2 separate regions of the Mus musculus genome follow, and region 1 is linked to region 2. The links are chromatin loops, found by intact Hi-C in ENCODE. Cell type or tissue: gastrocnemius. All regions are shown on one strand. Each heading gives the region's core, and the rest is flanking DNA. Links, peaks and the distances in the headings are about the cores only. Region 1 overlaps Osbp (oxysterol binding protein). Region 2 overlaps Patl1 (protein associated with topoisomerase II homolog 1 (yeast)).

Region 1 (2,907 bases), core at 1-2,500, 50 kb after region 2:
CTCGCTCGCCCCTTTGGGTTGGTTCAGGCTGTGAGCTGCCTTTCCTGTGTGCTGCTGTCCTCAGGAAGAATGCAGAGAACATGTACTACTTCTCAGAGCTTGCCCTCACTCTCAATGCCTGGGAAGGTGGCACTGCTCCCACGGACAGCCGGCTGCGGCCCGACCAGAGACTCATGGAAAACGGGCGTTGGGATGAAGCAAATGCTGAGAAGCAGCGCCTGGAGGAGAAACAGCGGCTTTCCAGGAAGAAGAGAGAAGCAGAAGCTGCGAAAGCCACGGAAGATGGTAACAAGCCTGTCCCCTGCTCGGATTTCTTGATGTGTGGTGGGTGTCAGCTCTAACCTTGCTTTTCATTCTCTTTCCTTGTAGGCACACCACATGACCCCTATAAAGCACTGTGGTTTGAGCGGAAGAAGGACCCTGTCACCAGGGAGCTAACCCATATTTATAGTGGCGAGTACTGGGAATGTAAGGAAAAGCAGGACTGGGGTTCTTGCCCAGATATTTTCTGAAGCAGCTGTAACTCAAAGGAAGAGGGCTGATCGGAGAAGACGGCAGAGGATGTGCGGGAAGGCTGGCAGTTGGGACTCTTACCGAGTGCTTTCCTCAAATTTGTCTGTCTTAACCAATCACTTTTTCCAAATCAATCACCAGAAGCAGACACCCGTGGTGGTGATTGGCTGGTTGCCTTAGCTGATTGACGCTGAAATCGACGTAGTAGATGCCCATGTTTGTAAGGGAGTGGTTTAGTGGCTGGAAGTTAGTGTTCCTCTACATCTCAAAGGCAAGTAAGTGTGCTTCCCTCTCGGCCTCATTGAGATGATGTCATTGACCCTCACCTGTGTCCTGCTCAGCCAAGATCTGCATAAGATTGGGATTCAGGAGCATTTTGGTGCTGTTCAGAGCAAGAACTGATTTTAAAGTTCCTTTAAAAAGAAACACATAAGATTTACCCAGCAGAGGCATCACGCCTAGGTCTCAGTGTATGAAGTGTACTCACACGTGGGATTGCTGTAACAGGTCGTCGCGTGTAGATAACTAAGGCTTTGGAGCATCTGCAGGAGAGAGTGTTCTCTAGGGCTTGAATATTGAATTATGTTCTTGGAGATTTTATCTTCACTTGCATACAATTCCCCTCTGCGGTTTTGTCTACTTTGACAGCAACCAGGGGCCTCCTTGGTCGTTGATAAGAGGGTCACACGCTCCTCATAAAGGGGTTTTATGGACTCCCTCAGGTGGAGAACCTCTGCAAACACAGGCAGGGTGGGAGAAGACTGCTAGCCACTTGTACCTTCCCAGTCCCTCCTCATCCGTCTTTCGTTGCCTTTCTGGCTTCTGTTTCCTGGCACAGTACCATTTTGAGTTTGTGCCACAGTCTGGAGCAAAACATTGCCTGACCCATTCTGTATACTTCAGAATCTTAGAGAAGTTCCTCTGCAACAAATGTTTTCATCTTGAAAGTCCCAGTAGAATGGAGCCACTTCTGAAATAATGTGTTAAATCATCTGTATATTATATATATATATATATATATGTAGAGAAAATCTAATTTTTTCCCCCTTTCCCATGAAGAATCTTGGTTTTTTTATATCACCTGTCTCCCTGGGACTCTCTCAAGTGCGCGTTAATATGGGTTGGTGCCTCTGCTTTCCATGTTTGAGGGACATTGCAACCCCAAGCAGGGTCATGTGTGGCAGTTGCTGAGCAGGGACAAGGAGGAAGGTTTTTGTGCCTACCCTGCGGCTGCCTCAGCTCGGCTTTGCCGATCACACGTGGCTCTTGGAAAGGAAGTCCTGGTCTTTTTCCTGCCTCAGTTTCCTTCCCTAGGAGGCGTACGGGTAGAAAGTCAAGAGGGTGATTTCTAGCTTCCTTATGTCCCAGCTCAGGCTAAATCCCAAAAACGTTTCCTTCCAAGGATGAGAGCTAAGAGCGCTCGTGCTCTGTGGGAGCTGCTCCTGCTGGCACTGGCACCCTCCCTTTTTCTTTATTAGTTCTAGTTTCCTGTTCAGAAATGTAGCCCTTGTGCAACCCACCCTTGGTTGAGGGTCATAAATTGAGGTGCCTTCCTTGTGTACTTTTTGTTAGTGTTTTTGTTTTTGTTCCTTAACTGTTGAGCCTCAGCCAGTGTGGGTCCTTGGGGAAAATAACCATTCCAGAGGAAGCTATCCCTCCAGGGAAATTGGATTTTACTGGGTAAATTAGTATTTTCAGTCCGTTCCCACTGACTCTCCTTCCTTAGATAAAATGATCAAAGATTGAGCACTAGGGAATTTCCTCCTAAGAAGGCTTCCCCAGCACAAGGGGTTACTCCAGGGAGGCCCATAAAATGGGCGCCGTCTCGGAGGCTTTGGATAGAATGGAAATTTCCCAAGGAACCTCTGTGCTTTCCCCTTTCCCTCTATCTGCACTACATTTCTAGCTTGATTCCCAGATCCCTGCTAATGGAAGAAGCTTAGAAGTCCTGAAGATGGAATAAAGTCACATGAAAGCAAAATAAGACTATATATATATTTTCAGTTTTTTTGCCTTATTGCTTTTTTTCAAAAAAAAAAAACTACTAAATTAAATAATTTTTAAAAAGCTATATTGTCTGATTTGCTTCTACTCCTAATAGTCAGGAAATAGTGGTGGACAGAGGGAGACCTGGCCAGTGATGATTTGCTCTGTGTGGGAACTTTATTTTATGTATATGAGTGTTTGGCCTGAGAGTAGTGTGTATGTGTACTGTGTGCATGCCTGGTGGCCACAGCAGCCAGATGACTGTGTGGAAAGGTGAGTCAACATGTGGGTCTGGGAACCAAACTGAGGGTCTCTTGCAGAGCAGCAAGTGCTCTTAATGGCTAAGCCATCACTCAAGCTCCTATAGTCCAGTTCTTCACCATTGTTCCAGGCTGTGTGTCACATCCT
Region 2 (2,909 bases), core at 255-2,754:
CCTCAGGACATACAGTGACCAGTTGTGCTCTTCCTGTTATTTAATCTCTGTTTTAATTTTGATAAGAGCAGTAGAAAACCAAGAAGTCATACAATATCCTGACTCTGGTGAAAATTTGCTTACATATATAATGCAGGGAAATTTTGTGGAAAAGAAAGATTATCCTTTGTAATACAAACACAGCAAAGTAGAATGAAATTCCAGAGAGAGTACTGCCAGCATCACATTTAACCTAGTGCTGTGGCATTTTCATTCCATGCCCTTTCAGAGTTCATGTTGCTGATTTTTAGGCTTCTATTAATAGCCTTTGTAAGTTTGTAGATTTCAGATAAGAAAATACTCTGTGCATACATGCACACTTTGGAATGATGTGCACATAGAGGCTATATAGTCAGAGGGTGGCATCAGGGCTCTTTCCTTGATTATTCCCCATCTTTGCTTTTTGAGATAAGTTCTCTGACTAAACTTGAAGCTCACTGTTGTGGCTAGACAGGCTGCCATGTGCGTTAGTGATTTGACAGGCTCCAGTTCCCAGAGGCCGAATCACAGGCACACACTACCATCCTCAGCTTTCTGTGATTTCTTGGGATTGAAGCTCAGGTCCTCACTCTTGCATGCAGGTACTTTACCAGCAGAGCTATTTTCCTAGCCTCCGGAGTATAATTTTTTTTTTAATTTCCTTTCAGCTTTGATTTTTTCCCCTTTGTATATTTCTCTATATTTTTGTTGATTTGTTTTGTTTTGCTTTTGAGCCATTGTTGTGTATTCCAGGCTGGCCCCTAACCTCCTGTGTAGTGTAGCCAAGGGTGACATTGAACTTTTAATTCTCCTGAATGCTGGGATTATAGGTTTATATGGTGCTGGGAATCAAACCTTGTGCATGCTAGAAAAGAATGCCACCAACTGAGCTATATCTCCAGGGTCCCATGTAGCTCTTAATGCCTTTTCTTATTTATAAAATAACTTTACTTAATTTTCTTTCTTCTAATTTTCCATGAACTTTGACTTTTCTTCTTAATCTCTTTTGATTCTTTTAAAAAAGAGAAAGACAAAATCATTAGATTATCAGTGACTGGTATGGAAAATATTTTCACAACAGGATAGGGTATACAGAAGTGGCTTTCTATGCTTGTCATTTGCTATGTGAGAAACTAAAATTTAGAGGAAAGACAACTTTAATTCCAGGCTTGCCTGACCTCTCCGCCTGGCTACACAAAGACTTTGGTATAGAGGCCGTCCCATTCAGTGCCATGGTCCTATCAGCTGATGTGGAAGAGGCTTAGGTGCACTGTATTTTGAGTTTTGCTGTTGTTGCTTTTAGATTTGTTTTATGTGTATGAGTGGATCTGTTTGTTTGCTGCGTGTGCATCCTGTGAATGCCAGCAGCTGGTTGTGAACTATTATGTGGCTTCTGGGAACTGAACTTTGATCCTCTTCAAGAACATGTGCTCTTAATTCCTGATCCATTTCTCCAGCCTTTTAGATATATTGTTAAGTTTTTTTTTTGTTTTTTTTTTTGTTTTTTTTTTTTTAAAGATTTATTTATTACATGTAAGTACACTGTAGCTGTCTTCAGACACTCCAGAAGAGGGAGTCAGATCTTGTTGCAGATGGTTGTGAGCCACCATGTGGTTGCTGGGATTTGAACTCTGGACCTTTGGAAGAGCAGTCGGGTGCTCTTACCCACTGAGCCATCTCACCAGCCCTATTGTTAAGTTTAATTCCATCTGATTTCTGTTATAGTTTGGCTTGTCACTGCTCCTAATCCTACTAAGCCGTGGAGAAGACCTACAGAGTTCAGATCCTGCTATAGAATCAACGCAAAATAACCAGTGGTCAGTATTGATAGCTTATCTCCTATTTTAAATATTTAAAATTATCTTTGCTCTCCTTCTCTTTCCCTTCTACTTCTCATACTGTTTTGGGTTTTCTCTCATAGGACAGAGGTGATGTTCATGGCAACCCGAGAACTTCTACGGATCCCCCAAGCTGCCCTGGCCAAACCAATCTCTATCCCTACAAATCTAGTGTCCCTTTTTTCTCGCTATGTTGACCGGCAGAAACTGAACTTGCTGGAAACAAAACTGCAGTAAGTTGTGAACACATTTCACTACCTTGGTATCTCAGACATCACACCATGGGGAGGATGAAGTGGAATGAGAGTAAGAGATTGAGACATCCATAGAGTGTGTGTGTGTGTGTGTGTGTGTGTGTGTGTGTGTGTGTGTGTGTGTGTGTGTGTGTATGTGTGGCGCGCGTGTGCGCACGCGCTAAAACAGATCACTGTATTGTGTGTGACAATACCTCAGAAAACAACACAAGCTGAGAGGCATCTAAGGTCTTGTATTATGAGAATTCTTGTAAAGACCATAACTTGAATGCAAAAGATTGATCCTGTTTTAACTTACTCATACAAACAAGTCGTCTTTCTCTTCATATCCTTAGGCTGGTTCAGGGGATACGGTAAAAGATCTCCAGAGTATCCTGTACCTCCTGTTGGCTGCCACCTGCACTGCTGCCATCACCAATGGAGTGTTTTTAATGAGGGAGGGGAGGTAGCTTATGACCCAAAGCAAAGTCTTGTGGGATCCATTCCTGTTTTCAGAAGTTAGCTCTGAATGCCAGGTATTCCCGCTGCTCTGATACTTCTGCTGGGTGGTACTTCTGCTGGTTTCTTTTACCTTCTGCGTTACACTTTTGCATGTCCTACTTTTACTCAATTCTTCTCAATTTTGCATTTTCTTTGCCCTAGAGACACAACAAACGTCCCTTTATCCCATCACCACTATTACAATTCAAAGTAGGTTGTAGTATACCAAAGGACTCCTTCCCGCTTTGAAGTCTTTTTTTCATCTCCCCTTATTAATATGATTATAGGAGAGTCAAAATTAAGTAGAAGTCAAGATATA

Evidence for each region. Peaks named below come from ENCODE experiments on the same cell type or tissue, not always from the same donor. Only the 100,000 strongest peaks of a DNase experiment are listed, where the experiment ranks them.
Region 1: it touches region 2 in a loop (2.1-fold over the local background); 6 of 42 quality-filtered maps call a loop at or near these places.

What each region holds. Positions count from the first base shown.
Region 1 is chr19:11,991,531-11,994,437 of GRCm38, forward strand. It overlaps Osbp (oxysterol binding protein), which reads left to right. Exons shown (of 14, transcript NM_001033174.1): 13 at 65-285; 14 at 370-2,584. The coding sequence ends at 512. Among named protein-coding and RNA genes, the nearest start is that of n-TFgaa6, 9.3 kb to the right of the region's middle. In gastrocnemius, for the core only: no CTCF peak of the experiment used is centred there; a DNase peak (open chromatin) is centred at 1,333; H3K27ac peaks cover 442 bases.
Region 2 is chr19:11,940,886-11,943,794 of GRCm38, forward strand. It overlaps Patl1 (protein associated with topoisomerase II homolog 1 (yeast)), which reads left to right. Exons shown (of 19, transcript NM_172635.3): 17 at 1,744-1,835; 18 at 1,940-2,089; 19 at 2,446-2,909. The coding sequence ends at 2,467. Among named protein-coding and RNA genes, the nearest start is that of Gm22272, 8.7 kb to the left of the region's middle. In gastrocnemius, for the core only: no CTCF peak of the experiment used is centred there; no DNase peak of the experiment used is centred there.